2 separate regions of the Homo sapiens genome follow, and region 2 is linked to region 1. A link is an interaction called in ENCODE POLR2A ChIA-PET data of the cell type or tissue named here. Cell type or tissue: CD4-positive, alpha-beta T cell. All regions are shown on one strand. Each heading gives the region's core, and the rest is flanking DNA. Links, peaks and the distances in the headings are about the cores only.

Region 1 (16,792 bases), core at 3,667-11,666:
GTCAGACTGGCTTGATTACTGAAACTTTATGCCTTTATGCTAAGGTGTAAATTTGGATAGTTTTAAGGCTTGAGACCTCCAATTTTGTTGTTCTTAAAAATTATCTGGGCTTTTCAAGATCCTTTGCATTTCTACAAATGTTTTAGAGTCAGCTTGCCAATATCAGCAAAAATCTTCTGAGATTTAGATGAATATTAAATTAAAACTGTAGATCTGTCTGGAGAGAAATCACATACTAAAAATGTTGAGTCTCTTAATACATTAACATGAGTATCGTTCTCTAACTTATTTTATTGGTGTTTTATAGTTTTCAGTATATAGGTCCTACATATATGTTACTAGACATAAACTTAAATGATTCATAGTTTTGATAGTTTTGGGTATTATTGTAATAGCACTTTTATGTTTCCATTTCAATTTGTTCATTGATACTATATAGAAATACAATTGAGTTTTTGATATATTGACATTTTACACTATATTCTTGATAAATCCCTAATTACTTTTACCGTTTTTTTTTCAAAATGTATTTGATTTTCTGTAAGACAGTTTTGTTCCTTATGAATAGAGAAGGGTTTCTTTCTCCCTTTCTAATCCACATGCCTTTTATTTCATTTCTTTTTCTTCTCCTATTCATGGGCTAGGAATTTTAGTACAATGTTGAATAAGATGGGTGAGATGAACATCCTTGCCTTGTTTCTGTTCTTTTCAGGGAAAACTTTAATTATTTCAGCCTTTAATATGTTGTTAAACATACGATTTTTATGGATGCTATTTATTAAGGTAAAATAGTTACATTCCTAGTTTGCTAAGATTTTTTGCCATAAATTGACGTTAGGTTTTGTCAAATGCTTTTACAGCATCAATTCAAAGGATCAGATGGCTTTTCTTCTTTAATCTGCTGATATTTTGAATTACATTAATTGATTAATGGATGTTGAAGTAGCCTTATAGTCCTGGAATTAGCCCTGTTTGGTTTGGGCATGTTATTTTTTTGTTTGTTTTACTGCTGGATTTGATTTGCTAATAGTTTGTTGATAATTTTTATTTATCTTCATAAGCAATTAATTGGTCTATAGTTTTCTGGTTTTGTAATTTCTGCATTTGTCTGATGTTGGTATCAGGACAATCTGGTCTCATCAAATGAGCTCTGAAGTGTTCTCTTCTGTTATCTAAAGAGTTTACGTAGGATTATTATTTTTTTTCTTAAATGTATGATAGAATTCACTAGTGGAGCTACCTGGGTCTGAGTTTCTCTTTGTTTGGAAGGTTTGAGACTCTAAATTAAATTAAAATAAGTAACACTATTTACTTATTTCTTCTGAATGAGCTTTCACAGTTTGTGCCTTTCAAGGAATTTGTCCATCTCATCTAAGTTATCAAACATATGGATACAAAGTTGTTCATTGCATCTCATTATTATTATATTAGCATCTGTAGCATGTTAGGGATGTTACCTAGTTTATTTCTCATACTGGTAATGTATGTCTTTTATTAGTGTTCACTTAAGCTACAGGTTTATCAATGTTATTAATCTTTTCAAAGCAGTAGCTATGGTTTTCATTCATGTTCTCTATTTGTTATCTATTATAAATATTATTGATGTTTTTGCTCTTATCTTCATTATAATTTATTTATGTATGTTATGAGTTTAAATTTCATTACCCTTTTTACTTCCTTTAATGGTACCATGGAACACAACCCTTTGTACACACACTGGTGACTTTGAGCACAGGTTCTCTCTTATTCTTTTGGTTACCTCTGTTTTCAGTGGAGTACTTGGAACGTGGTAGACACCCAGTAGAAGTCTGATGACTGAAATGATGAAGGGAATGGACAGACGCACACAGAATGAATGAATGAATGAATGAATGACTCTCCTAAATACCATTGTGTCCCCACCCACACTATAGCACATGTGCTAATCTCTTCCCTACATCCTGAACAACTAGGCCAATGTATCACTTATTTATTGACATTTTTAAAGACATAGACTTGAGGACACAAGAAGCTGGATTAAGTTCAGCACCATACTGACTGTTTCACCCTAGGAAATTGACTCGACTTTCTGATCTCAGAGTCTTCGTTGGTAAAGTGGAGATAATGACAATGCTTTGTTCACAAGGTTGATGTGAGCACTAAGATAATATACATCAAAGATTAGAGCTTACCAATTGTTGGATACATAGTGGCAATTATGCTTATATTTAAAAAATTCTTGCAAACCATAACTGAACAGCCAAATACATCACTCTATAGAATAAAAGACAAAAAATAAAAAATGCAGATTACAAAATACAAAAAGATATTCATAACTCACAAAACACAAGAGAATAGTATCCAGAATAGAGAAGGAGTTTTAACAAAGCAATAAGTAAAATACAAACAAACTAACAGAAAAATCAGTGAACATTATAAATGGATATTTTAGAGAATAATTTCAAATAGGCAAAAGACATATATAGGTGGTGGTTCATTTTCACTGTCAATTCCATGGACGCACATTAAAGCAAATGAACTACTACCGAGCATCCAAAATACGGGCAGACAATTTAGACACCTGACAGTACCAACCATTATAGAGAAGATATAAGGAGACCAGAATGTTCATACATTGCTTCTGGGAATGTATCTTAGCGGGAGAACTTTGGAAAATCAATTCCACAATATCTAGTAAAATTAAAGATATATATGCAATATCAAGCGGCAATTCCATTCTTGAGTGTATATGTAATTTTTAAACATACAGATGTTTGTGTGTATGCATGTGTATATGCATGTGTGTGATGTGTATATGCATATGTATATACACATAAAGTATTTTATATAATACATGTATATTATATATACACATAGGCATGTACGTGGGTGTGTCTGTGTATGTGCACAAGGAGATAGATATAAGAATATTTAACAGCATCATCTGTAATCACAGAAATGTCAAAAATAATAATTGTCTACCAACCAGATAATGGATAAAACAGTGTAATAAATCAATAAATAAAATACCAAATAACTACTTGAAAATGGAGTCACTAGAACTACATCTTTCAACACAAATAAATCTGAAACTATATGACTAAGAAAACAAAAGCAAGTTGCACTATTTATATGAAGCTTGAAAGCATGCAAACAATTGTGTGTGTGTGTGTGTGTGTGTGCATAGAATCCCATCTTTCAACCTCATTGTGGATTCATTTTTAAAATAGTGATGCAGGATTTTTTGCTCCTTAGCACAGCTAAAACCTGGGTTCTTGTCTCACAACCAGGAAAATTAGGCACGTGGACACACTGAAATGTGAGGAAGGCAAAATGTATTAAAAGAAAGCTCTCAGCAAAAAAAAGGGGGTCCCTGCCAACAAGCTCCCACCTCACAGATTGAATACCAGGCCACCACACATGAGCTGAAGAGGCCAAGCTCCTCCCACTGCATAAGGCGTGAATTTACAGTGGCTCCCCTCGCTTCTCCCAGTGGGCAGGTGGGCCCTTAGTCTGAGCCACTCCACATTGCTTTATTCCCTTACTGTGCATAGGTTCAGGGATGAAATTTTTCACTGTGGGCATCTTTAGGCAAGCTGCCTGTGCACAATGACCTGGGCCACATTTGGCTGTCTCCCAGCTCTATCGATAACGATCTTTCTTATGACTGGTAGAAGTGACTTTATATTTTTACATAGCCAGCATATCTGGGAGTGAACAATAATAATGATTGAAAATGAACAGATGCTTTCAGCACCTGCACTTTCTCAGTTGCCAAATCTACAACAGTTCCTCACAAAAACAACTCTCCCTCATGTGCCGCTTATTTGATTTCATCAACATTATTATGGCACAACCAGAGACACTAAACACTGGCCAGACATTTTTTTTTAGTTTGTTTGTTTTTTGCCCTGTCTGTCTGAAAACATCCCAGGATTGTCTCCAGCATAGGACAGCACACACGTCTTCTTACACTGTTCCTTAAATACAAATTTTTTTTTTTTGAGATGGAGTCTCGCTCTGTTGCCCAGTCTGGAGTGCAGTGGCATGATCTCAGCTCACTGCAACCTCCGCCTCCTGGATTCAAGCAATTGTCCTGCCTCAGCCTCCCGAGTAGCTGGGACCACAGGCATCTGGCACCATGTCTGGCTAATTTTTGTATTTTTAGTGGAGACGGGGTTTCACCATGTTCCACGATGGTCTCGATCTCTTGACCTCATGATTGCACCCGCCTTGGCCTCCTAAAGTGCTGGGATTACAGGCATGAGCCACCGCACCTAGCCAATACAACTTTTAAGAATAGTCCATCTGCATTTATTCTTATTACCCACCACCCTGGATGAAAACTCTTACCTAGAATCACATGGACACATCATAAATGCTGGTTATTTCTATTTAAGTCTCTCCATAAAAAAGATGAGCTCATTCTGGTTGACTTAAGAAATACTGCAGCCAGGAACTTTGGGATGCCGAGGCAGGCGGATCACAAGGTCAGGAGTTCAAGACTAGATTGGCCAATATGGTGAAACCCCATCTCTACTAAAAATACAAAAATAATTAGCTGGGCATGGTGGAACATGCCTGAAATCCCAGCTACTTGGGAGGCTGGGGCAGGATAATTACTTGAGCCTGGGAGGCGGAGGTTGCAGTGAGCCGAGATCGCACCACTGCACTCCAGCCTGGGCAGAAAAGCAAGACTCCATCTCGGAAAAAAAAAAAAAAAGAAATACTTCAACAACCTCTGTCAATATACACAGTGAGCAGGCAGTCACATCTGGGAAACTATTATTTGGGGCTCTAGAGGTAAATGTTTATGCGTTTATCTGGGACTGGCGTTGGGATATTTTGATCGAGATGTTACTGTTTATTATTGATTTTCCTTAGAATATCCTATATATCTACAAGCAATTACATGGTTATGCACCCTTTTTTGCACCATTTTTACATAAGTAATACATACTATACATGCCATTCTAAATTTAGATTATTTGGTTTTGGACTTGAAGGGAAAGAAGAGCTCTGGAAGTTTTGACACTGGGATTTAAATGCTCAAGTCCAGAAGAGGGATGGTTGGCTTTTGCTAGCAAACCATTGGCCAGACATAGTCACAAGGTCATCTTTGGAATTAATGAGGCCAGCAAGTGAAAGTCTATCATGTCTACTGCTAGAAGAGGCAACTGGGGAGTAGGGAGGTCACAGAGGTATGAAGTGGAGGCATCAGGTTTCACCAGCTGCTCAGTGAGACACTGGATCCCAGGTGGGGCAGAGTCTACGTAGAACCCAGTCATTTATTCACTGACTTTCCATTCATTCATTCGGTGTCCCCAGCCTCGTGCATGACATAGTTGCACATCCAGTGGGAACATAAAAAAAGCAGAGTTATATAAGGACCCTCAAATTACTTTCAAAAACAGATCATTAGAATGTGAAACATTCCCCCCTCTTGTCTTTACAAGTTTGCACCACATGAGCCTTTTTAACTGAAGAATTTTAACTTTCTAGAAGACAGATTGGCCTATCCAAGAGAGAGCAATCACTACTGAGGTCATGGCCATATATTCATGCATTGGGGTTGCTGGTTGGCTGGGCTCTCAGGGGTGGTCAAGAGGTTCCCTTTATTCTGAACCCCCTGTAGGGCGTGCTAGTCTTCAATGGAGAAGTTGCAGCTGGGATCAGAGACCCTCCTGGCAATTGCATGATTCACATCTCAGCAATAACATCTTGATGCATAAAGAAGAACACTGTACTTACAATCCCCGGAGGCAGAGGAGTAGACACACAATTACATGGCAGGGGCTTAGTTCATGATTAGGATGGCAAAGATCAGGCCCGGGATGGGCTGGCTGTATAACGCTAAATCAAAGAGGGCTCAGATTTATGAAACCAATAAATAAATGAGGCCCCAGACATCTGTCTGGAGTTGCTTGGGGAAATTCATTGATTTCAGAAAAAGGTATATATTAATAGTTTAAAAACATAAGAATAAAAATCACAGAGTTCATATCTTCAGCCTGAATATTTCTTCCTACTTCAAGATTCCTCCATCCAACTACCAATACCTGTCTCCAGTTAGATATCTACTATGCATCTTTAAATTAATATGTCTGAAACTAAACTCCTGTGTGCCACCACCACAATCTGCATGAACGAACAGATGAATGAATGAATGAATGAATGAATGAATGAATGAATGACTTACCATGACCATCAGAATCAAGGCACCTTGGTATAATATCTCTTTCCTTCCTTACAGCTGAAAATTTAGCTCTTGTCTTTGAAGATTCACTTCTGCCTCTCTCTAGCCCTGAATTGGTCTCTCTAGCAACATGTGTCTCCCCTCTGAATTCCTGTATGGATTTCAGACTAATGGCAGCCAAACCAGTGCCTGCACCCTTCCAGATTGTTTCTTCTAATTTAGTCCTCTGCTGGTGGTCTCCATGCACTCTCCTTTGCATATTCATCTGCAGGTCATCTTCACACATTCTTATCAGCCTAGGAGTCTTCTGTGCAGTGGTCTCTTCCTGCCACATCTCCCCTCTCCCCAGGAGATTAGAATGGCAAAGCCACACTCTATGGGATCTCAAGAACCCAAGTGTGAGATTTGCTTTCAGTATTTAGCAGAATTGGTGTTTCTGGGGCGGCAATCTCCTCCTGGAGATGTGTTAATCATTTACAGAATAGCCTGGACTAGTGTATGGGCCCTGCCCTTAGAGCCAATGCCACATTTATTTTTATTTTGCGAGATCTGCACTGACATGAAAACCGAAAATTCTATTGACGTTTCCTGTTCAACCTAAAAGCTAAATCCAGTTCATCACTGAAATCCCACAATGCCCTGAGACAAATAGTGCTTTAAAATATGTGGTGATTTTTAGGTCAGGTGCGGTGTAATCCCACACCTGTAATCCCAGCACTTTGGGAGGCCGAGGCGGGTGGATCACGAGGTCAGGAGGTTGAGATCAGCCTGATCAATATGGTGAAACCCCATCTCTACTAAAAATACAAACATTAGCCAGCGCCTGTAATCCCAGCTACTCAGGAGGCTGAGGCAGAAGAATGGCACGAACCCGGGAGGCGGAGGCTGCAATGAGCCAAGGTCGCGCCATTGCATTCCAACCTGGGCAACAGAACGAGACTCCGTCTCTAAGAAAAAAAAAAAAAAAAAGTGGTGATTTTTTTAAAAAGGAGTGGTTCATTCAGTTAAATGGGAAGAGTTGTAATGAGGGACTAAGTGGCTAAGTTGGCTGGACTTCCTGGGTCAATAGGGACTTCCCTAAGGGGACTTTCCCCTAAGCCAAAATGAGTCATAGCTGAAAGCTAAGGGATGGAAACTTCAACCAATCAAAGGGGACTTTCCCCTAAGACAAACTGACTCATAGCTGCAAGCTAAGTGGTTGAAACTTGAACCAGTCATATAGGGAGTTTAAGCTCTAGCTTCAGCCTGATGTTTTTAACCAACTAGGCCCGCCAACCCACAAGCAGATAGAAAATAAGCTGATTCTATAGGACAGAAAAAGGAAGAGGGCAGGGGTCATAAGGGGATGTAAGCATAAGATACCCAAGCCAGAAACAGCAACCCTTCCAGGTCCCCTTCCCCCACGTGGAAGCTTTCCTTTCACTTTCGCTTTAATAAATCTTGCCGCAGCACACTCTCTAATCGAGCTGTAACACTCGCCACTGCCGTCCACGGCTTCATTCCTTGAAGCCGTGAGACCACGAACCCTTCGATTGAGAAGAACCTTCGGTCGGAAGAAGACTTCTCGTCTCAGTAACAATAACAAGAAAAACAGCCTAGACTAGACGCACATCAGGAAGACAGGTAGTAACAAAATATTTTGTTGTTTGTACTTTTAGTGTTGTCTCTAAGACAGCTTTGCCTAACCCAGGCAACAAAAATTTAATCCTATACTTTCATCTAAGAGTATTACAATTTTAACTCTTTAATTGAGGTCTGTGGATCATTTGGAGTTAATTTTTGTGTGTGGTGTAAGGAAGGGATCCAAAACATACTTGTCAGCAGCAGTTGTGGAAAAGACTATTTTTCCTATTTTTTTCCTCATTCAACTGTCTGGAATTTTTGTTGAATATCAATTGACTATAAATGTAACGGTACGTTTTACGGCTCTCAAGTCTATTCCACTGGTCTGTGTGTCATTTTTTTATACCAATACCACACTCTTTAATTATTGTGCCCGGGTAATGTCTGACATTGGAAAGTGTGAGTCCTCTAAATGTGTTATTTTTCTCAACTGTTTTGGATGTTCTAAGTCCCCTGTGTTTCAATATGAATTTTATGATAGGCTTCTCAATTTATACAACAAATCCAGCCAGAATTTTGATAGGGACCACATTGAATCTATAGATCAATTTGAGGAGTACTGCCATCTGAACAATATTGTCTTCCAATCCACAAACATGAATTTTTTTCCATTTATTTAAATCTTCTTTAATTCTTTTCAACAATGTTTTCTAGTGCTACATGCATAGGTTTTGCACTTCCTTTTAAGAATTTATTCCTAAATATCATATTATTTCTGAGTGCTATTATAAATATAATTACATATTTTCTTAAAATCATTTTTGGATTGCTTACTTTTAGCATATAGAATTTCAATTTATTTTTGTATATTGATCTTGTATCTTGAAACTTTGTCCAACTAATTATTAGTTTTAATAGGTTTTAAGTGGATTTCTTAAGATGTTCCATACACAAGGTCATATCATGTTTGAATATAAATAGACTTACTTCTTTATTTCCAAACTGGATGCTATTTATTTATTTTTCTGGCCTAATTATCTTGGATAATTTCAGGAAAATTTTGAATAGAAGTTATAAGAGTAGACATTCATGTCTTATTCCTGATCTTAAGAGAAAATAACTCAGTCTTTTACTATTAACTATAATGACAGCTGTGGAGTTTTTTGTAGATGTCCTTTACCTTCTATTTCCAATTTATTGAGTGGTTTTTTAAAAATGTATATGAAAAGGTGTTGGATTTTGTTAAATGCTTTTTCTGGGTATACTGAGATGGTTATGTGGTTTTTGTTATTTATTCTAATAATGTGGTATTTAGATGGGGGTCTTTAACTGCTGGCTGAAGACTCTCCAAAGCTTGTTTTCCTTCTTCCAGAGTGATCTATAGTATTCAATACAGTGGTTTTCATTTGTCCTGTGCATCTGATCATAATGAACAGAACCTCTCTACTGATCACTGAAGAACCTATAGCATGAGTGAGAAATAAACCTTATTGTTTCAAACCACTGAGGTTCTGAGGTTGTTTGTTAGGTAGGTGCCTTTAAAATATGTCCACAAATTTTTCTTTAACAAACCCTCCCTTATCATGTTAAGTCTATTTCCCCTCTCAGTGAGTGAGAGTCCAAATGAGTTACTCACAGAAGTAATTTACAAACAGAAGTAATAATATATGGTGATATGGTTTGGCTGTGTTCCCACCCAAATCTCATCTTGAATTCCCATGTGTTGTGGGAGAGATGCAGTGGGAGATAATTGAATCATGGGGGGAAATTTTTCCCATGCTGTTCTCCTGATAGTGAGTAAGTGTCATGAGATCTGACCGTTTTATAAAGAGGAGTTTCCCTGAAGAAGCTCTCTTTCTCTTTGCCTGCTGCCATGCACGTAAGACGTGACTTGCTCCTCCTTGCCTTCTGCCATGATTGTGAGGCTTCCCCAGCCATGTGGAAATGTAAGTCCAATTAAACTTCTCTCTTTTGTAAATTAGCTGGTCTCAGGTATGTCTTTATTAGCAGTATGAAAACAAACTACTACATATGGCTTTTGGGCTAAGTCATGAAAATAAAAGGCATTGTTCTCTCTCATCACTTACTCTAGGAAAATCTGGCCGTATTTCAGCAAGACACTCAAACCCATGTAGCCAAAACAAAACAAACAACAACAACAACAACAACAAATGCATACTCCTATCAAAAGCCAGTGAAGAACTGAACCCTCCTGCCAAATGCCATGTGCAAAATCAGCTAGGAAGTGAACTCATCATTGATACTATTGAATAAGCATCCCAGACTTAGTAAGGTTGTTTTTGTCCTGGTAGAGATACAAATTACTTCTATTTGATGGAACAGATAACACCCCCCAAAATATGTCATATTGAATATAAGCCAGTTTTTGTATATAACTCATACATCATATATTAATGTTGCTTTTATATATTAGGCTTTAAAAATGTTCTTTAAGCCAGTCCTACCATGTTACTGGTTCTCTAAGTAGTAATTAAAAGAAAATTTATACAGGTTTAATTTTATGTATTTTTAGAGTCATAATTTTATGATTTAGAAAATTATACTTCATGAGCTACTTGCATAAATTAAACAAAATTAATCCCTATCACTTATTTAAATATAAGACTAGGAGCTATTTCCCCTGTCAAGATTGTGTTTTTAAAGTAGTACTGTTTTGAGTAATTTACTTGATGCCAACCCTGTCCCTTGACAGTGTTATTCACTTCAACACAGCTGCAACTCTCTAAAAGAGACATCAGTATTGCCCAAGTTCCTATGATAAACTGGGCTCTGAAATGTTCAGTAACTCGCCCAAGTTCTCACACTTCGTTAAGTAGCAGAACCAGGATTAACCACTAGCTATAACACCAAAGTCCATGTACTTTTCATTAAGCCATGATGCCTCTGAAAATTAGCCAGATCTGAGTTTTTGCTTTCATGGAAGAATAGAGAATCAGCCTGGCGTGGTGGCTTACGCCTATAATCCCAGCACTTTGGGAGGCCGAGGCAGGTGAATCACTTGAGGTGAGGAGTTCGAAACCAGCCTGCCCAACATGGTGAAACCCAGTGTCTACTAAGAATACAAATATACAAATAAGCCTGGCATGGTGGTGCACGCCTGTAATACCAGCTATTTGGGAGGCTGAGGCAGGAGAATCACTTGAACCTAGGAGGTGGAGGTTGCAGTGAGCTGAGATTGTGCCACTGCCCTCCGGCCTGGGCGATGAAGCAAGACTGTCTCAAAAAAAAAAAAAAGACAAAAAACAAACAAACAAAAAAGAATAGAGAATCAGCAGAGACTGACTTGGGTGGGATTCCACCATTTGCATTTTCTCACTGCCCTGAAGTGGTGAGAATTAACACAGGACACATGCATCTCGTGTATGACCGATATCACTAAGCAATCTGACAGATTTCCTGTTTGTTAAAACTGTTCTCAACATGAAACCACGACCAATCAAAAGTGGATGAAAACAATTTTCTTCCTCACTCTAGAGTCTCAAAATTATTGCGGTTTCCTCTTGGGAACAGAATGACATTTCAGGTCTCTATAATTCTCCAGCTTAGGCTAAACTCTGATTTTCAGATTCAGGTTAAAAAAGAATATTCAGATTTTGAAGATTGTTTTTCAGATTGAAGTAGCCCTAAAATAGTCTGTAATATTTTGACTTTGACATTTTCCCCTAGACCATTAAACTCTAACTCAAAAAATCATGTCCATTGTATCTGCCATGTGATTCTGAGTCACAGTATAATTCTGACAGATATTTCCCAAATTCAGGGCAAAGTAACTTAGATTTTATATTTACAGGGAGATCAGGAGCTCCAGACATTCTGCTTCTATGCAAAATTATTATTAGTTATGGCTCCTTGATAATTAGGGAGAGAGGTCAGGCATGGTGGCTCACACATGTAATCCTAGCACTTTGGGAGGCTGAGGTGGGCAGATCACTTGAGGTCAGGAGTTCAAGATCAGCCTGGCCAACATGGTGAAACCCTGTCTCTACTAAAAATATAAAAATTAGCCAGGTGTGTTGGTGCACGCTTGTAAACCCAGCTACATGGTAGGCTGAGGCAGGAGAATGACTTGAACCCAGGAGGCAGAGGTTGCGGTGAGCAGAGATCATGCCATCGCACTCCAGCCTGGGAGACAAGGGCGAAACTCTGTCTCAACCACAACAACAAAAAACAAACAAACAAACAAAATAAATAAATAAATAAAAGCAAAACTCCATCTCACAGAAAGAAAAAAAACAAAAAGAAAAAATAAATATATAATTAGGGAGAGAAAAATCTCAAGTCTGAACACAAGAAGCGAAGTGACTTAATCCTACTCTGAATACATTTGCCTTTACTCATGTTGTTGAATCCAAAGCTCACACTGCTTGCTGTACAATAGTCAATAAGTTGAGAGACAAGGTGTTGGTGATGCAGAATTGTTCTTGGCCCCTTTGCTGGACTCACAGCAAGGGGCGCCCTGTCTACTCCGCCAGCCACGCTCAGCCCCTGGCAGGAGGGAGCACGTGTGTGAGTGAGTGCAGGGCCTGATCAGCCCCTTTGAGGGCTGACACAGGAGCAAACTCTGTGCGGGGCCTGCGGCCAGACCAGGCATGTCACCCCAAGGGGAATGCTGCAGGGCCCAAGCAGGGGTGCCAATGACCCTGAAGCCCCAGACGGGGTGTTACAGTGTGCTAATTAACTCTTTTAGTTCCACCATCCACAGCCCAATGGGCAGTAGTGTGTTAGCAGCTCAGCCAGCCTCTTGCCCCACTCCGGCCCATGACTCTGGGACTGGTGTGGCTCTGGGGCTGGCTTGGCCCTGCCGCTGCTTCTATCATGTGGGGTGACTGCTCTCCACCAGTGCCAGCAAGGGAAGAGGGCCAGTGTTACATCCTTCCTGGGTACCTGCCTTTGATGGCTCCCAGGCTCTTGTCCTGTGTCCAAGAAGAATGAGGTCATGCTGACAACTGAAGGGTGATGAGAGCAGAGAATTTTATTGGGCAACAAAACAGCTCTCAGCAGAGAGAGGATGGGAAGGTGGGGTCATCTCTTTCCTGAAGTCAGGTGGTCTCTCTCAGTGTGGCTGAGTCTGGGGCTTTAATAGGCACAGGATAAGGAAGTGCATGCTGATTGATTTGTGAATATGCAAAAAAGATTAAAACAAAGGTAGCACTCAAAGGTGGGCACAGTGTAAAAGCAATTAGGGAAGGGTAGGTATATGTAAAATAGGTGAAGGGTGGGAACTAAAGGAAAGTGTGTCAAACAGGAAGACAGGTTCTCAACCCGGTGAGTGGATTTGATTTGTAGCTTGGCCTTCAGGCTTTAAACTGTCTTTTGCTTGAAGGTGGGGTTTTACCAGGGACCCGCCCTTGTCTGCCTAGGATTTCTCTGCCTCCTGCCTCTATCACTGGGGCTAGAAAAGCTAGTTTATTTCAGAAAGCCAGCAAACTGAGAAGCTGGCATACTAATGTCCTGAAGGACCATCTTAAAAGGCATGACTTCCAAGCTTCTTTTTATTTGGGTGAAGGGGAATCAAGGAGGGGCCTGAGATCAGAGGGTAACAGGTGACCGCAGACATCAAGGCATTGGCAGGAGCCTAAGGGGGTTGTGAAGCTTCTTTGTCCTTGGTCAGGTCACAATGCTCCTATAAACATTTAACATACCATGGTTATTTATGTGTATGGCCCTCTTTATCTCCTCAGGGATGAGTTTTTGAAAGTGGCTATTATCATCCTTGCTTTAAACTATAAACTAATTTCCTCCCATCATTAGCTTGTTTTACATATAGTAATGATCAAAGGCAGTTAGCTAGTGAGGTTAGAAACAAGATTGATTCAGCTGTGTTAGATTTCTCTCACTGTTACAGTGATGTGGGATACAAGAAGTTAGGTCCCCAAGTAATGAGGAGATTCAAGTTTCCAACATCGGCACACTCACAAGTGGGTTGTAAAGCTAATGGTGGCATGACCCTCCCCAAGACTTTGGGTCCTGTGTTAGCTACACATTTCCCCAGTATCCATTGAGCCAGATGCTAAAGCTGATCTTTTTGCATCAGGGATGGACTCAGAGATTTCAGAACCACACCCTTGAGTCAAGAGTCAAGAATGCTCCCAGTCACCAAATGTAATCATATTTTGAACCTTCAGTTGTACCTTGTGAGTTCCTCTACCACAAGGTTAGCCTGGTATGATTTTTAAAACCATAATGACAAGTACACTTCATAATCACTGCCTAATTGCAGCCATTTCTTTGCCAGGAAGTCATATATTGTCTTCCTAAGGCATACTGATAAGCCCATTCACACAGGATTAAATACTTCCATCCCAAAATGGCTATTATGCTTGACAGACTGATTAGCAAGTGTAGGGAGATGAAAACTACAATCTGAGTAAATTGGATGCTTTAAAATTCACTAGAAGGATGCTGTTAATTACACTAGCAAGTCTATAGTCTACATATATTTTTCCTCAGTAAAATAGATTGCACACATATCCAGTGCAATTTCTGACTAATAATGCTTAATAGGGGAATATCAAGCCCTCAACTTGTAATATTCTTATTTATATTAAATCATCACTTAAATGTTTTTCTAATTGTTTGCCCAGCTTTATGGCCAGGAAGCTTTTCTACACCACAAGGGAACTGCTGTCCCTGCACTAGTTGAAAATATACTTGCCCTGGCTGGGTACAGTGGCTCATGCCTGTAATCCTAGCACTTTGGGAGGCTGAGGCAGGTTGATCGCTTGAGCCTAGGAGTTTAAGATGAGCTTGGGCAACATGGAAAGACCCCCATCTCTACAAAAGAAAAATACAAAAGAATAAGAAAAGAAAATACACTAACCCTTAAAAACTCAAAATCATGAGGGTGGAGGAACCAGGAAAAACAGACTTTCTGCTAAGGCCAGGATTCTGTTGTTTACTGACGAAGACTGCTTTCTTGACCACACTTTAGTTTGATTTCTTTGATCTTTGTCCTTGACTAAGCTTTGACCCTGAAGACCTTCATGTCTTCAGCCTGCTAAATCAGCATATTGAGAACCACCCATCAATTTTATTTATCATAAAATATTTCTTTTTCTGCCCTTGACATCCAAATCTTTGGTCTGCCCTTAACAAGAATCTTTCTAGGTCAGTTTATCAAACGCCCCTTTCCACTTGATGCCTATTTTTCCATCCATTGATCTCCTTATTCAGCTAGTTTGCTAAACATCCTCCCTTGTCCTTGTTGTATTCAGAGTTGAGTTCAGTCTCTCTCCCTTATTGCAATACCTTTGAATAAAATACGACTTCCCTTTATCAACAAGTGTCTAGTGAACAACTTTTCTCTTTAACTAGACTATGAAAGCAAGTTTCAAGTTTGCAAGCATATCTTCTCAACCACATTTTTAAAGTGCAAATACATCCTTGAAATGTCCAGCATGATTAGGAAGTTTGCTTTCCAAGGCATTGTCTTCTTTTTGAATAAAGCTTTTCCAGATACAGTACTAACAGAGCCCTTTTTTGTTTAGATGCACTGCATTTAGCAGACAGTTTCTGACATTTACTGTGTGTCCAGCATGGTTCCAGGGCCCTCACTATGGCTCTCTTCCTGAAGAATGCTCATTTATGAATGCTGTGTGGTGCACCTGCATTGACACAGGGGATGTTTGCTGTTTTGCTGACCTGGAGTCCTTTTTTTTCTACTCCTATCATAGCTGCACTCACAGTCCTTCCAGATTCCACCACATGCTCAGGAAGGGCACATAATCTGGGCCTGAACAATCAGAACATTCCATTTTCTGTCCACGGTGACTGATTCAGGGATGGTGTGTTAGTCGGTTCTTGAATTGCTATTAAGAAATACTTGAGACTAGGTTATTTATAAAGAAGAGAGGTTTAGTTTGGCTCACATTTCTGCAGGCTCTATGAGAAGCCTGGTGCTAGTATCTGCTCCTGGTGGGGTTTCAGGAAGCTTAGAATCATGATGTAAGACAAAGAGGGTGCTGGCATATCAGATGGTAAGAGCAGGAGCAAGAGACAGAGAGGGGAGGTGCCACACTCTTTTAAATAACCAGCTCTCATGTGAACTCATTAGCACTCATTACCATGGGGAAGACACAGACCTATTCATGAGACATCTGCTCCCATGACCCAAACACCTTCCACAAGGCAAGAGTCACATTTCAACATGAGACTTAGAGGGGAGAGTTATTCAAACCATATCAGATGGATGCAAGACTCTATCTGGGCAGGAAGTCGGGTCCAGGACTTTCACTGAAACTGCTGGCAAGAGTAGAGAAGGGACATCTTCTGCCTTCTGCGAGGACAAGAGCATGTGTCTGTCAGGGGTTACCAATTGAAGAGAGTCTGCCTGAAAGAAAAGCCAGCACAAGTGAAATCAGAGCAGGGAGACAGAGAAAGCAGGTCTTGAGAAAAATGCTTCAGCTACTGGTTCCAGCTACACCTGGAACTCGTGTATTCCTGGACTTATCAACAAATTAATAAATTCCTTTCTCACTCAAGCCAGTTTGAGTGGTGATCAGAAAAGGACTGATGGGCACTGGGACTAACACAGGATGTATGTGATTTAGATAGTGACTTCCTGTGTAACCCCGGGTAAGCCCAACACCCTCATGAAACATTTTGTCTTTGAATAAACAGGTACCCAGCATAACCCCATTGAAGAGCTGTTCCCTGGGACCTGGAGAGGAACACAGCAGGCTGCCATGCCCACTGCACCTGCAGGTGAGGCAAGGCAGTAAAACAGAGAGGCTGTGACTATCCAGGCAAACAGTTGAGAGTTTGAATTTCTGCTCTGCTGCTCATGGGCTGTGTAACCCTAAGACAATTATTTGACCTCTCTGAGCCTCAATTTTCTCACCAGTAAATTGAGAAAAATAGTACCGTCTGGTAAACTCTCAAGGAATGTTGGATGAAAGAACAAAAACATGAGTGAATGAACAAATAATGGAATACATGTTAAAGGACCAACAGATGTGTATACCTGCTGCATAGTAACTTATCAATACACTGAGACAGCAGGGTTTGCAGCAGAGAAAGAGTTTAATAATTGCA
Region 2 (16,792 bases), core at 5,947-13,946, 130 kb before region 1:
ATACAGGTCATAAAGACCTTGCTGATAAAACAGTCTGCAGTGAAGAAGCTGGCCAAGTCCCACCAAAATCAAGATGGCGACAAAACAGACCTCTGGCTGTTCTCACTGCTCATTATACACTAATTATATTACATTAGCACGCTAAGAAACACTTCCACCAGCACCATGACAGTTTACAGATGCCATGGCAACCTCAGGAAGTTGCCCTATATAGTCTAAAAGGGGGAGGAACCTTCAGTTCCAGGAACTGCCCACACCTTTCCTGGAAAACTCATGAATGATCCACACCGTGCTTAGCATGTAATCAACAGATAAGTATGCTCAGTGGAACAGCCCATGCTGCTGCTCTGCCTATGGAGCACCCATTCTTTATTTCTTTGCTTTCCTAATAAACTTGCTTTGACTTTATGGACTCCTCTCAATTCTTTCTGGCATGAGATCCAAGAACCCTCTCTTGGGGTCCAGATCGTGACCCCATTCCAGTAACAGGACTGTATCATCAATAGCAATTGCTAGTAAAGCAAATTGTCAAATAAAATATATTGAGATGTTTACTAAATATTTTTAAAGGGACAAATAACAGAGGGCATGCAACTGTGATCATCTTTGATCTAACAATGCTTTAAGGAGATTATTTTCTGAAATTGAGAAATTAAACTGAGCAAAATAAATCATCATATTGAATTAAAGAAAACACTTAAAAGACAATTTTCCTTTTTTTTTTTTTTTAACAGACTCTCACTCTGTAGCCCAGGCTGGAGTGCAGTGGTGTGATCTCAGCTCACTGCAACCTCCACCCACTGGTTCAAGTGGTGCCTCAGCCTCCCGAGTAGCTGGGACTACAGGCGCATGCCACCACGCCCGGCTAATTCTTTTGTATTTTTAGTAGTCACCGTGTTACCCAGGATGGTCTCAATCTCCTGACCTCGTGATCCGCCTGCCTCGGCCTCCCAAAGTGCTGGGATTACAGGCGTGAGCCACCGCGCCCGACCACAGTTTTCCTTTTAAGAGTAGGAATTACCATTCATGTTCCATTACCAAATTCAGGATGTAAATTCCCTCAGTCTGTTCTCTACAATGGCCTGAGTAGCAGGAAAGGAAAATTCCCCAATAAAATGAAAGGGGTTTGAAAAAATTACCTTATTAATTGTGCCCTAATAATGTGGGCTCATTACTTTTTTTTATAGAAGAAATGATGCACAGGGTAGACAGAGAAAAATGGTAGATCTTGAATTAACTGGCAAAAAAATCCTACAGGCAGTAACTAACATCTGGACCAGTAAATTACCGGGATAAAATAAGTGGCTTTGTTGATGTGAAGAGATTTAAATGGGTGTAAACAGCTGCAAATGAGACAGGAGAGCACTCAAAGAATTTAAATAAGAGTAAGGTAATTAAAGTCAAGTGTAGTAGAAAAAAACATGCAAAAGGCAATGAGTGGTCATATTTCTTGAAGGGTCTCTCCCCCAAACTGAGTACACAGCAAAATTCAGATGAAATCCCTGCATGAAGATATCTCAAAGGGTAATCACAAAAGAGCTCTCTAGAACCACATGGAGAGGGAAAAGGAGGATTTCCAACAAGACGTGGCCAAGGAGGTCTTGGGGAAAAAATAAGAGAATTTCTGCCAAGAAAGTACATCTTCCAATGACATAACCAAGAACCAAGAGATTTTTAAGCCTGTTAGAAGCCAATGTAGACCCACCAAGTTTCTGTATTAGGCAATGTTAAGCCATTTGGATTCTGAGACACTTATTCTTCCTTTATGTTCAATTGAAATAGAATTGATTATTCCCTTGGTGAATATTTAATGAGCTCTCCTTTCAGCCTCCCTGTGTGCCAGGTGCAAGGAGACCAAGAGAAATGAGGTCCTTCCCTCATGGAACTTAACAGCATAGAAAACAAAGATTTCTTCCTCAAAGGTTGTTTACAAAAAGCAAATTTGCACATGTGAAACCTGTTAGGAAAAAGCACACTGAGAGCAATAAAAAGTGACAGCATGCAGCAATAAGATTAGACATTAAAAAACTAAGAGAAAAACCCCAGAAACATGCTTGTCTGAGAGCGGTATATAAAGCAACAAATGGGATTAGTTAGGCAGCTTCAGAGGCCTCACTGCATCCAATGCTGGTACCCGACCAACAGCCAATGCTCATAGTGATGATTTTCAGTCAGATGCACACACACACACACACACACACACACACACAGTGAAACACACAGACACACACAGACACACAGCCTCACACACATGCACACACAGTCACACACAGTCACACATACAGACACAGAGTCCCACATACCAACACACACAGGTACATGCACACAGACTCAGATGCACACACATACACACAGACACAGTCACACAGAGACACACACATGGACACACATGGATACACACAGTCACATACACACATGCGCATACACAATCACACACACGGACACACACACACAGTCTCACACACACACAGTCACATACCCACAGACATACACACAGACACACAGACACACATAGACAGACACAAGACACACACAGTCACACACACAGACACATACACACAGACACAGACACACACAGTCACTCACACACAGACACCCACACAGTCACACAAGCACTCAGACACATTATCATATATTCCTCATATTCTGCTTAAAGGACAAGAAAGCACAACACATTTTGGAAGGATACTGCAAAATATGGTTGTACTAAAGTTTTGTTGCTTAAAGAATATATGTGTCAGAGGCGTTTGAAGCAGTGCAACTCCCATGTTGAATAGGGGCTGGGTAAAATAAGGCTGAGACCTACTGGGCTGCATTCCCAGGAGGTTAAGGCATTCTAAGTCACAGGATGAGATCACAGGTCGGCACAAGATACAGGTCACAAAGACTTTGCTGATAAAAGGATGCTGTAAAGAAGCCAGTCAAATCCCACCAAAACCAAGATAGCAACAAGGGTGAGCTCTGGTGGTCCTCACTACTCATTATATGCTAATTAGAATGCATTAGCATGCTAAAAGACACTCCCACCTGAGCTATGACAGTTTACAAATGCAATGGCAACATCAGGAAGTGACCCTATATGGAATAAAAAGGTGAGGAACTCTCAGTTCCAGGAATTGCCTACCCCTTTCTCGGGAAAATTCATGAATAATCCACTCCTTGTTTAGCATGTAATCAAGAAATAACCATTAAAAAGAGGCAACCAGCAGCCCCTGGGGCTGCTCTGTCTCTGAAATAGCCATTTTTCATTTATTTACTTTCCTAGGAAACTTGCTTTCGCTTTACTCTATGGACTCACCCCGAATTCTTTCTTGCGTGAGATCCAAGAACCTTCTCTTGGGTACTGGATCAGGACCTTTCCAGTAACATCCATTTTTGGTGTATATTAGAATCACATGTTGTTAGCAACGTCAGATGCATGAGTTTTCTGAGCTGTGATCTGATATCTGTTTTGCTTAATTTGTTGCCAAGCATTACACATAGAAGTTATTCAGGCCAAGATGGTGAAACCCTATATCTACTAAAATACAAAAATTAGCCAGGTGTGGTGGTGGGTACCTGTAATCCCAGCTATTCAGGAGGCTGAGGCAGGGAATTGCTTGAATCCAGGAGGCGGAGGTTGCAGTGAGCTAAGATCGTGCCATTGCACTCCAGCATGGGCAACAGAGTGAGACTCAGTCTCAAAAAAAAAAAAAAAAAGTTATTCAGGGCCAGTCTCAGTGTCTCACACCTGTATTCTCAGCACTTTGGAAGGCTGAGGTAGGAAGATCCCTTGAGCCCAGGAGTTCAAGACCAGCCTAGGTAACATAGGAAGACCCCATCTCTACCAAAAAATAAAAGAAAAAATATAGCCAGGCATGGTGGTGTGTGCCTTCAGTCCCAGCTATTCAGGAGGCTGAGGCAGGAGGATTCCTTAAGCCAGGGAGGTAGAGGCTGAAGTGAATCATGATTGCACCACTGCACTCCAGCCTGGGCAACAGAGCAAGACCCTGTCTCAACAACAACAACGAGTTGTTTGTTGTTTAGCCCAGGATTTCTATCTCCTCCATCTGATGTGGTCAGTGACTCAGATGTATGAAGATATTGAGCAGGAGTCACCAGTTCAGTAGGGGATACTCAGTAAATCAGAAATAAGATCCAGAGAAGGGGTGAGCAGAACTAACCCATGACCTCAAGTTCATTTGTAGGATAGATTTTAGGAGACATAACTGCAAGGATAAAAAGCACCACACCAAGAAGGGTTAATCCAGTCATCAGTTCTTGACACCAAAGGTCATTCCTGATGTTTCTGAAGCTCACCAGGGCCCAGAGGGCATGCATTTGGAAGGGTGGCACAACAGGTCTAATGTCTTCTCAGAGCATACCTCAAAATGAAAAGATTGATTTTGGTCACTGAAGGTCTCATTTACAGAAATAGATTTCCAATAAGGAGGTATTGGTAACTTTATTCAGAGCTGTGCGGAGAGATGCTATCCAGAATTTGAAGTCGCTAAACAGCTTTCTAAAACCAGGACTATTAATGTACTATTTGGAAGCTTTGGAAGAAACTTTTCAGCCTGGTTGAGTTAAATACCAAAGTTGAAATTCAGAAAGGTGCTATTAAATTATAAACTTAATGCAGGTAAAGAGTAGAACAGTTTCCCCTTCACTGTACTGCAGATTGTAAAATACCACCTAATTTTCTATATCATTTTGTACCACTCCAAAAACCTAGAAGAGTGAACAGGGCTGCGAACTCTCTCCATGAGACTCTGAGCATCCACGTGGGGAGTGCATTTGTCAAAGACATTTGAACCTGAGCAACTCCATCTTAAACAGGAACTGGGTAAAATGAGGCTGAGACCTACTAGGCTGCATTCCCAGGAGGCTAAGCCATTCTAAGTCACAGGATGAGATAGGAGGTCGTCACAAGATACAGGTCACAAACTTTGCTGATGAAACAGGTTGCAGTAAAGAGGCCAGCGGAAACCCACCAAAACCAAGATGGCGATGAGCATGACCTCCGGTTGTCCTCACTGCTACACTCCCACCAGCGCCATGATAGTTTACAAATGCCATGGCAACGTCAGGATGTTACCCTATATGGTCTAAAAAGGGGAGGCATGAATAATCCAACTCTTGTTTAACATATCATCAAGAAATACCATAAAAATGGGCATTTAGCAGCCCTCAGGGCTCCTCTGTCTGCAGAGTGGCCATTCTTTTTTTCCTTTTCTTTCCTGATAAAATTGCTTTCACTTTTCTCTATGGACTCTCCCTGAATTCTTTCCTGTGCGAGATCCAGGAACCCTCTCTGGGGGTCTGGATCAGGACCCCTTTCCTGTAACACACTGACCCTCCCCAGTGTCAGGATCTGTGCCAGTGCCCTGAAGGTGGAGTTCTCAGAGGCTGCCCCTTCTGGTTCCTACCTTCTGAGAATTGCTAGGCCAACTCCTGCAGGTAGGTGGAATTCCTCTCCTTTGCGATTACATCAGCGTCTCTTAACTCTTGTCATCAGAGAAGTAGAGAGTAATCATCTTGAAATTAAAGCTGTGAGTTCTCAGTAAATTATAAAAGGTGACTCAGTAAAGGAAAATAAAGCTTTAGGGGAAGGGCAAAGCAGATGGAGTGAAACAAAGTGTGATTAGGAATTTCAAATACAGAATATGAAATTAAAATAGTAGCTGGTTCATAATATACACGAGTGAATTAAATACAGATCACTGAACATATTTCCCCTCTGAGGACATTTCTCTCTTCTTCCTCTTTGTTCATAAAGGAAATGCTAACATGTATATGAAGGAAGGAAAAAAGAAAGGGAAAGAGAAAGAGGGAGGAAGGGAGGAAAGGAGGGAGGGAGAAAGAAAGAAAGATTTTCCCTATATAATTTTCAATTTTGTCAATAAAAAGCATATACTTCTTTAACCGTTTAATATGAATCTTGCTAATTGTAGCAAATTGTTATTTCTTATAAAGGATGCATCATGCAAAACATTGTCTCACCCAAGCTTGTCAGCTTCTTCACAAGATTACAAAGTTGAGAGCAGCTGAGGCAAAACCGCTCTGGTATGTGATCTGTGGAATCCTTCTCATTCACAACAGGATTTTCCTATGAGGGGTCAAACACTTTCAGTTGGCTTTCAAGAAACCACAAATCTAAATTAAACAAGTAGGCAACACATGACAGAGGGCCATCATTTTATGGCAGGATCCTCCAATTAGCTGTAATGGCTACAAATCAAGAAAAGGTTAAATATTTCTGAATAATTTTAGATTTTGGGAAAAGGGAAGCAAAGAACATAAAGATTGTGTTTTATGATCTCATAAATCTCTCTTGGATTAAAAAACAAAAAATCCCTGATACTTTGGGAGGTAGGGTATACTGGAAAGTATTTCTTAGCTTTAACAGGGAATAAGCTATTAAAATTTTTGAAAAGCCAAAAAAAAAAAAAAAAAAAAAAGGATGCATCATTTCCTGTGATACGAGTGACAGGTAACAGGATAAAAACAGTAATAAAGAGAAAAATGTGATGAGAATCAAGATGTGCAGTAGTTATTTTAATTTTAAAAGTCAAATAATTCTCTCACTCGTAGGGTTAACTAAATGTTGAAAGCATTCTCTTATTCCTCTGCTGGGTTGATGGTGTATAGAAAATGCAAACATTACTTATTTTTTACAGAATCATTAATCATGGTGCAGGGTTAACATATGAAGACCTAGGGATTAGGTCTAATTATTACTTGGCATAAAATCCATTCAAGAAATATGTTTTCGTAAGAAAAAATGTACATTATGAAAATATGTTGACCTTTTGCCTCTGCTCCATAGGACTTCAGGGAGCAAAGTTATGTAGATGTCCTGGTTAAAATGGATTTTTTTTTGAGGGTCAAAACATTGAGGGTACAAGGAATCATTCATCCTAGGAGGTTAAGGCAGAAAAAAGAATGTTAGCAGGTTTTTCCCCTTCATTTCCATAAAAGCTTGATTTACAAACAAACTATACCTACTAGGGAAAAAACAAAGAAAGAAAAGGAGTTGATTTTGTCTTCTTGAACCCTTGGCGCTGAATTTTTGTCTGTTTTACTGGCAGTTAGACGACACTAATAGCTGAGAAAGCATCATAATGGAAGAATCAAGAAATTGATAGTAATCATATGGGATGAAATAAATTAAAAGCTTACATTTTGTAGCCCATTACACTGTGGTCTACATAACATTAAATTATTCAAATGAAATTGTAAAAAAGATCGGTTAATCAGCATTTAGTAAAGATGTCAAATTGTACCCCCCCACTCCTTCCCAAACACCACTAAAATGCAAATATTGATTCTGTTTGTAAGTCATAAACCCAAGAGACAAAGGGAAAAGGAGAGGATGTAATAAAAAAAAACAAACAAGAAACGGAAGTTGGCAAACAGTGGGGGGTCCCAGCAAGTTAAATCCTATACCAGTGGGGAGGGAAGGGGAGTCAAACAGCAATCACATTTATTCCACAGAGTTTGCCCCCCTCCCCAGTTCCAGGCACCTGGATACTGTGGAGGAAAAGGTAAATATTAAATTTGAACTCAATTGAAAGTGGACACAAACAATGGTCACCAAGTCCCGGAACAGGTTGTGTGAGCACCTTGAGGCGTTCATCTAGCGCTGTTTCAGAGAAATCTCTATTTTGATGTATTCCTATACGTCAGTTATTGAAAAACGATAGACAATTGCAAAAACGAGTTGACCTTTTTGTGTTCCTTGAGCCAAGTCGCAAGGGGCCCTCGTGACTGGGCCTCATGCCAAACAACTCGTTACAAAAAGAGCTCGGGTCCCAGACTGTGCCGAAGCTTCCTGAGACCTCTCCTCGGCCGTGCACGGACGAGTGGCCGACTCTGGAACCCAGGCTGCTCCTTCCCGGTCTGGGGGTGAATCCTCCATAGGCTGGTGAGTGTAAATACATGCATCTTTTCCCTTCTCCCCTTCCCATTGTAATTTGCGTATTGTATCATTTGCTTATTATATGATTTGCTTACTGTATCTGTATTGCCATATACTTGGGATAAAGGCTGTTTACCCTTAAAGGTATTGTGTGTGTGTGTCTTTTCTTCTCCCCTGCGCGTTTCCCGCACAGAACAGATACCCGCCCTCACTGATGTTGGATTCTTCTCCGCAGACAGCAAAGAGAAAGTCTCCGGCCTGGCTGGAAATGAGCGTCCATACTGAGCACATGCAAGGGTGCACTGAACACTGGGATGCACAGTCTCTTCCTCAGCCGTGCTCCAGGGTGATGACGGCAGATCAAGACCCTCCTCACAGGAGACCGGATGCTCCTTCTCTGAAGAATTTGACCAAGGCAAGAAGAAATGCCTAAAGCAGCCGGCATGAAGGCTTCAGGAATGAAACAACCCAGCAGATCACCCTACAGGGATCAGCCCCGGCAACCAGCCGCAGGCTCCACTGCTTAGTTCCCACTTTCTGACATGGACAAGCAAAAAAGACCACCACACACGAGGACACCCTTCAACGTAAATGACACCAAACAAAAAATAAAACAAGCAAACACACGTTGGCAGTCCAAGGCAGGAGGACAGCTTTGAGCTCAGTAGTGTGAGATCAACCTGGGCAACATAGCAAGACCTCATTGCTACTAAAAATAATAACAATAGAATAATCAGCTGGGCATAGTGGCATGCACCTGTAGTCCCAGCTACTTGGGAGGCTGAGGAGGGAGGATCGCTTGAGCTCAGGAGGTCAAGATGGCAGTGAGCTATGATCCTGCCACGGCACTCCAGCCTGGGCAACAGAGTGAGACCCTGTCTCCAAAACAAAACAAAACAAAACAAAACAAAACAAAACAAACAAAAAACCAAGAAATCAAAAAGAGTAAAGCAACCCTGAAGAAAAAGGAACTCTGAAAGGAGAAGGAAAACTGTTCTTTGCTATTTTAGCAAAGAATCAAGACAGAAAAAGAAGCATGGTATTTTGAGCTCTGGAGATTAATATTTAAAGTACAAAAGTAGTAAAGAATGATTGCCTGTGGTCTAGGGGAAATATGGAAGGGATGAAAAACTGTTTCATACTTCTTGTTTTTTGTTTCCTTTCTCTTTAAACAACGCTTTCCGATTATTTGAATTTTCTAGATAAGTACAGGCATCGTTCTGATTTTCAAAAAAATTGGCTACTAATCATGCCTGTTTTTCTTTTCTGTATTTTTTTTTCTTGGCAATGCAGATTCTTCAACTCAAAGACTTCTATAGCACACTCTTCACATACATATACTTACACACACACACACACAGATGCAGATTCACACATATGACATACAAGGGCATGGAGTCCTACACATGCAACAGTACAGATGTTATTTCTAGGCAATAGCTACAAACAATTTGAACACACCAGTTATGTGGGAATGTGTCTAGATGTCTGTATGGTCATATCCATATTACCTATTCCCTTGGAAGTGCTGCACACGTTCTGCAGCCTGGCACCCAAGTACCGTAATGCTGTGGCCACAACATGCATTTTCATTTCCAGCTTGATCTCTCTCCCCTTCTCGCTCTCTCCCTTCTTCCATTTCCCTTCTCTCCTCTTGCTCGCTTCTTCTCTTCCTCTCTCTTTTCCTTCCCCATTCTTTCTCCTCCTTCTTCTGTCTCCCTCCTTCTCTCTCTCCCTCTCTTGTGCTCCTCTCCTTTCTAGCCCTCTCTCCCTCTCTCTCCCCTTCCTCTCTTTCTCTCCTATCTCTTCCCCCCGTCTCTCTCCCTCTCTTCCCCCAACTACCTCCCTTTTTCTCCTCTTTCTTCCCCACTTCCTCTCCCTTTCTGCCTTCTCTTCCTCCCTCTTCTCTCCCTCTCTCTTCTCCTTCTCTACCTCTTTCTCCCCCTCTCTCTTTTTCCCCCTTGCCCTCTCTCTCCCTCCCTATAGCTCTCCCTCCCCGCCTTTCTTTCTCTTCGAATTGCTGTGACAGATGCTATTCCAGTGTCTGTCTTTGTTGCAGGCAGGGCCCAGGTCCCACTCATTCTTAAGAAAATCACAGAAGTTTGTTTTCTTAGCCTCTCTAGCAGTCACAGGTAGCCACATTGACCTAGCTTTTGGTAAATGAGATGTAAGATGTCTGCCAGAATCTTCTAGGGGGAAAAATTTCTCTGATAAAAAGAAAGATGCAACGTGCAAATTTCATCTTCACCCACCCTGCTCCCTTATGATATGTGAGCTGTGCTGCTGTCTGGAGCTGCGGCAGCCTCCTGCAACCATGGGGAGAAAACCTGCAAATGCAGCCATAGACTGATAAAAATAGAATAAAAAGAAAGACCTTAAATGCCAAAGGACATAGTTGAGCAACTAAAAGTTCCGATAAATCCCCTTCCTCTGACTTGTTCTCATGAGCATCTTTGGTATTGCTGTTTAAGCCATTTCTCATTATGTATTCTGTCACTCCAAGCTCAGTGCAAGCATCTGAAAGAAATGCCTTTTCCCACAGGCTTCCCCTCCCTTCCCTGGCCACTCCTAGTCATCCATCCAGACTCAACTCATCCGTTCCTTTTCGGGAAGCTTTCCTTGATGTCACGGAGAAATTTCTCCCTATGCCATTTTCATAAATGATTTAGATTTTTTTTTTTTTTTGAGATGCAGTCGTGCTCTGTCACCCAGGCTGCAGTGCAGTGGCGCGATCTTGGCTCCCTTCATCCTCCGCCTCCTGGTTTCAAGCAATTCTCCTGCCTCAGCCTCCCAAGTAGCTGGGATTACAGGCATGCACCACCACGCCATGCTAATTTTTGTATTTTTAGTAGAGACAGGTTTCACCATGTTGGCCAGTCCGGTCTCGAACTCATGACCTCAGGTGATCTGCCCACCTTGGCCTCCCAAAGTGCTGGGATTACAGGCATGAGCCAGTGCTCCTGGCCAATAAATGATTTAGAATCTTTAATTGCAACATTTATAAGGTTGGTATTACAGTTATTCATTTACTATTTACAGAGATAAAAGATGGGCTCCATACAAGTCAACATGCATTATGATTTTGACACCTCATCTCCCATCCTCCTTTGTAACCTCAGAGCCCCTTGAATATGTTTAGATAAATCAGACCCCCACCCCAGTCTCAGGCCACGTGCTCTGGAAGGTGACATCACCCCAGGCCTTATGTGGACCATGTGACTCAGGCCCTAGCCAATCAGTACACAGAATCCCTTTGAGGGTTTCACTCATGTCTGGCCATAGAATTGTGCTCATGAATGCACATGTGATTGTGGAAACCTCAGAACAGAGGGTTGGTGGCTTGGGGAGAGTAACACCTTGACATATAAATCTTGGAGATTGTCATGGCCTCACACAATATACAGATATTTCAGAAGATAACCAGGTACGTGTGTTTGGTGGGGGAAGTTTATTGACAATCTCATGTCCTCAGGGTTAATGATGACAGCACTCTTTTTGTCCAGGATGAGGTCCTGTCAGATCCCTGTCTCTACTAAAAATACAAAAATTATAGGATGAGGTCCTGTCAGTTCTAAGCACATGCCAAGTGGAATTTACCAAGATTCTGATTTCCCCAACCTAAGCACCCGAACATACCTTAAAACATAATTAATCACCTGGCATATTTGCAAACACTGCCCTCAGCCAACCACTTTTCCTGGACCTCATGCCCAGCAACGTCTCACCATACCACCTGTATCAGCCTGAGGACAATTACACATGAATAACCTGTCAAAGTGCCCAGCTGATGTGAAACTATGCACAATTCCTACTCTAGGGGAACAGGCCATCAGCTGAGGGCCTAAGGAATGTACAGCCTGTTAGACCTGCCCAGGATCTGCTTGCAATTAGAGTGAATCCCAATGTGTCAGGGTTCCCAAGACCACTACCAGGTTCAGTAATTTATAAGAAGAATTCACAGGACTCAGCATAGAATCAACCCCTGAATATGACTGGTTATTGAAAAAGCAAAGCATAATTAGACAATGGAAAATGTGCATGAGACGAAGTCAGGAGGAAGCCAGGTACAAACTTTCAGAGTCCTCTTCCAGTGAAGCCATACGGGAAGCACTCAATTCCTTCTGGAACATGTCTCAGCATGTCCACAATGTTGTTTTTCAGGGAAGCTCATCAGATAATCAGCACCTGGAGTTTCTATTGAGGGCTGGTTACATTAGGAGTCTCTGCCTGGCACATATCAAAATTCTAGACTTCCCCCCAAAATACAGGAGGTCACCATAAACCACATTGTTTGCATAAATAATCTTGATGCAGTGAGTCATTCTTATTAGGAAATGGCAGGAACTCTCTTGACATCCAAGTTCCAAGGTGGCAGCCAAGCACCAACCTTGTAAACAAGGCATTCCAAGGACAGCAGTCTTAGGACAGTTGGCTTAACTCTATTCTGCACACCCCAGATGTATGAGACTTCTGGGGGAAATAATAACTTTCATTTTTGCAAGATTTAAATTTACAGGAACTACAGGTGGCTCTTATTGCCTTCACAAAAGAAGTGTGTCTTGGATTTGACACAACAGAAGACTAAACTTAGAGATGAAAAAAGATAAACCATGTCCTTCTGAGCCCCTGAATACAGCCGCAGCTGAAACTCAAATGTACCCTGGATGTTTGTTTAGTAAACCAATAAATTCCATCTCTTCTATCTAGAAATAATGTGATGTTTTTTCACGTGCTAAAGAAAGAGACCTAATTCTAACATTTTATACAGTTAGAACCACATATTGTTTACCATTGGACAATGTGGTTCTTAGAAAACACAATAAAATATTGAAAAAAGGTTTGAAGAAAGTAAAGAAGGAAGGCAGGAGTAAAATAATGGCCGGGGTAAGAGGGAGAGTGAAATGTAGGTTTTGTTTGTTTTGTTTTGAGACGGAGTCTCACTCTATCACCCAGGGTGGAGTGCAGTAGCGCAATCTCAGATCACTGCAATCTTCACCTCCTGGGTTCATGCGATTCTCGTGCCTCAGCCTCCTGAGTAGCTGGGACTACACGTGCGCGCCACCAACACCCAGATAATTTTTGTATTTTTAGTAGAGATGGGGTTTCGCCGTGCCTAGGCTGGTCTCAAACTCCTGAGCTCAAGCAATACACCCGCCTTGGCCCCGCAAAGTGCTGGGATTACAGGTGTGAACCATCGAGCCTAGTCAAATGTAGGTTTTAATTAAATAGCCAATCTGAGAAATCAGGAGAGCCTAAATAAAGAGCTGAAAGTTTCCACAGAAATCTTATTCTTCTGCCCCCAAAGGATGCCACCCATGAAATAAAATACACTGTGGATTTCACTGCTATCTCTGAAAGGAAAACACAACCTTTAAAAGATCATTAGTGTGAAAAGAAAGTAATTGGATTGTTGAATGATACAAAGAAGTAGGTTTTGATAAGGAAAATTGTTCTAAGTTGACACCCTAGGGAAATCATTTCTAAAAACAGTTAATAATGAGATAGATTTCATGCTTCAAGAGAACCCTTAATAGAGGTTTCACTGGATGAGAGACAGAGAATATTTATAACCTTAATACAAATTATCCATTTGTTAGATACTGGCCCTGTATAGTTTTTTGTTGGTTTGTTTGCTTTTTCTATCTTGGCACACAGGAGAAAAAGGAAAGAAGTGCTATAGGCCTGTATTTCAGTGAAACATCTCTTAGAAAAGTAATTTGAACAGTGGAATCATTCTTTGCTTTTGCACAAGCCAGTGTTCAGAAATGCAGACATGGAAAGGAGATGAATAAAGAACAAAATCCACATTTCCTAAATTGACAAACATGGACATCTTCTAAAAGGTAAAATAATATTTTGATATACCAGTAACATTTCTCAAGTTGCTAGTGTGGAAAATCCTGAATTAGTAGTTATTCACCGTCAGTCTATGGTGGATGTCACACAGTCGGAAGGGAAAGAAGGTGACACTAGTGAGTGAGGGTGGCCTGGTGTAGCAGATGGGAAATTTAGTGTTTTAGAGACTACCTATTACTCTCCTTCAGTCCTTTCATAAGAGAGGAATATGAGCCCAACAGTGCCATTTTTTTTTTCAGAATACTGGAAGTTCAGATTTTTAATAAAATTTCTGGATTTTATAAATTTTGTAACTAATTTGAAATCTTTATCTCATTGACAAACTAAAGAGAATTCTACTGAGGTTCAGCCTGGCTGCTGAGAAATGGCTTTAGGACATCTTCAACACTATTGGGATTCCGAATAAAAATGCCAACTTCGACACTGAAACCATGTAACATTACTCAGTCATGGAGGTCTGTATTATCTCACTGGCTTAAATCAAGAAGGTTTTGATTCTTGTTACATCATGGCTCAGTGAGGGTGAATGGGAGTTTCTACTCCACGCAGTCATGCAGGAATCCAGGTTTTTTCCATACATGTTAAAAAAAAGGATAAATTTCACAAACAAGTTAATAAATTATGTTTGAATGATTACTTGGACTAGAGTTTAAAACAAGTTAACAAATTATGTTTGAATGATTACTTGGACTAGAGTTTAAAACAAGTTAATAAATTATGTTTGAATGATTACTTGGATTAGAGTTTAAAACAAGTTAATAAATTATGTTTGAATGATTACTTGGACTAGAGTTTAAAACAAGTTAATAAATTATATTTGAATGATTACTTGGACTGAATGATCATTCTAAGTGTCCAGTTTATTGTTTCAAGTGAATTTGCAAAGTATAGGGACACTTTGAAAACAACAGATTCATCTTTTTAGGCAAAATGCCTCCAAATAATTGAAGAGTATGTGATTTCTCAGCTCTACAAGATCATTATCAAAATAGTCTCACTCCAACAAAACAAAACTCCCTCAGTTCCTAAGGCAGTGGTCCTCAGTGAGGGGGCAGCTTTCCTCCCAGGAGAATCGGGGATGGTCTGGAGTCATTTTGGTTGTCATAACTGGGAAGGGAGTGCTTCTTACATCTAGTGGGTGTTGGGCATGGATAACTGTAAACATTTTATGATGCACAGAACAACCAACCAGGAGAAAGAATTGTGCCACCCAAAATGTCAATAGTGCTGAGATTGAAAAACTCTATTTCATGCCAAATGGCAGGACCCAGAACCTGTGCACTTCGAAAGCTGATATATCTGAATTTCCTTTTTTTTTTTAACTTTGCTACTTTTATTTTTGCTCTGAGTCATGAATTTTTTTTTTTATACTTTACTTTCTGGGATACATATGCAGAACGTGCAGGTTTGTTACAAAGGTATCCATTTGCCATGATGGTTTGCTGCACCTATCAACCTGTCATCTAGGTTTTAAGCCCCGCATGCATTAGGTATTTGTCCTAATGCTCTCCCTCCTTTTGTTCCCCACCCCCACAGGCCCTGGTATGTGATGTTCCCCTCCCTGTGTCCATGTGTTCTCATTGTTCAACCCCCACTTATGAGTGAGAACATGCAAACACATTCCCTTAACACCAGGAGATACCTCTTCTAAAGAGGAAAATGGGGCTCCTGTCACTTGGAACTTCTGTTACCCAGTGATTCCCCCTGCCCCATCCCCCAGTGGTTAAGATTATTGAGACTGATTATTTCAAAGGACAAGAGCAATTCAATTACTATCAAGTCATTTCATGGAGCTCTATGAAATAGCCCACTGAAAATGACCAAAAGTGAAATGCACAAATCTGAATGCTGCTGATTCAGTTTCAGAAAGGAAAATGATGCATCTCGATTTCCACAACACAGTCTCTCCTTGCGAAACCTATTTGGTCTTTAAGGCTCAGGAATCCACCAATTGATACCCATTTCCATCAAGACTTTATTGATTATCTCACAAGAAGAGTAAACACTCATGCCTGTATCAGATAATAAAACCTGACCAAAAGAAAATACCCTAGAAGTTGTTTTCTGTCTTTTACAAAGGTTTAGTAAATCATAAGCATTCAAAAAATGTTGGCTGCATTAATGAGTGAAGATTTCCTTATATCTATTCTCAAATATGTCAAATCTTTCCACTTATTAAAAAAATCAGATCTCATGGTTTAGAGATAAAATCCTATAATTTGTAAATGTTAGCACTAGTATATTGTGTGGCTTAAACAGAACTCTCTTGCTTGTCAAGGGAAGCCAGGGTGAAACCTCAGAATTAAAGATTGTGTGTTTTGTTGTCTTTGTTTTTCTGTTTTTCCAAAACAAAGGGCTATTACATTCAGCATCTTTAATTTCAGAAAACAAAATCCACTCTTGTTAATTTTAGCAGGAAAGGGCATATTAAGAAATATTAGGAAGCTCATGCATTGTCAAAGCAAGGGTAGCAGAGGTTTGCCTGAGATTCCAGAAACAACTCCAAGAGACACTTCAAACAGCCAGCCAGCATGGTAAAGAAAAATTAAAAGTGGGAAGACCAGGAAACCAGAGCAGCCATACAATGGAGGGAGCCAGGGAGATGAGGGACTGTGGAATGGGAGGGGCCATTAGTGGGAGGGGCCTTGGATGGGAGGAGCCATGAAGGAGAGGGACTATGAAATGGGAGGGGACATGGATGGGAAGAGCCATGGGTGGGAGGAGCCTTGAAGTAGGAGGAGTCATAATGGCTGTAACACTTGAGAAGATGAGACCACCACTCTTGATCCAGGAATCATGCTACCACATTTGTGACCATCTTTCACAATACTGACGCCCTGTGTCACAGTTATTTCCTAATGTAGTTTCCGTATCAAAATCTCACATAAAAGTGTCGAATTGGCAGAGCCCAAGTCGCGTTCTCCTTCCCAACTGTAACAATGAGGTTAAAAAATACAGCTTTTGGTGTTTGTATTCTATGTTTGGAAGCTGGATTTGCAATTGAAGAGGACTATCAAAATGTAATGAGTGTATGTT

The links. Peaks named below come from ENCODE experiments on the same cell type or tissue, not always from the same donor. Only the 100,000 strongest peaks of a DNase experiment are listed, where the experiment ranks them.
Region 2: POLR2A ChIA-PET joins it to region 1 with 19 read pairs; 2 of 35 experiments call an interaction of 5 or more read pairs at or near these places.

The regions. Positions count from the first base shown.
Region 1 is chr12:126,763,085-126,779,876 of GRCh38, reverse strand. LINC00944 (long intergenic non-protein coding RNA 944) reads left to right here and starts at 7,615. Exons shown (of 5, transcript NR_033878.1): 1 at 7,615-7,798. RefSeq lists enhancers at 7,287-7,366, 6,842-8,041. In CD4-positive, alpha-beta T cell, for the core only: no CTCF peak of the experiment used is centred there; DNase peaks (open chromatin) are centred at 7,526 and 11,166; H3K4me3 peaks cover 1,738 bases; H3K27ac peaks cover 1,485 bases.
Region 2 is chr12:126,891,609-126,908,400 of GRCh38, reverse strand. No RefSeq gene overlaps it. Among named protein-coding and RNA genes, the nearest start is that of LINC02372, 25 kb to the right of the region's middle. RefSeq lists an enhancer at 4,825-6,024. In CD4-positive, alpha-beta T cell, for the core only: no CTCF peak of the experiment used is centred there; no DNase peak of the experiment used is centred there.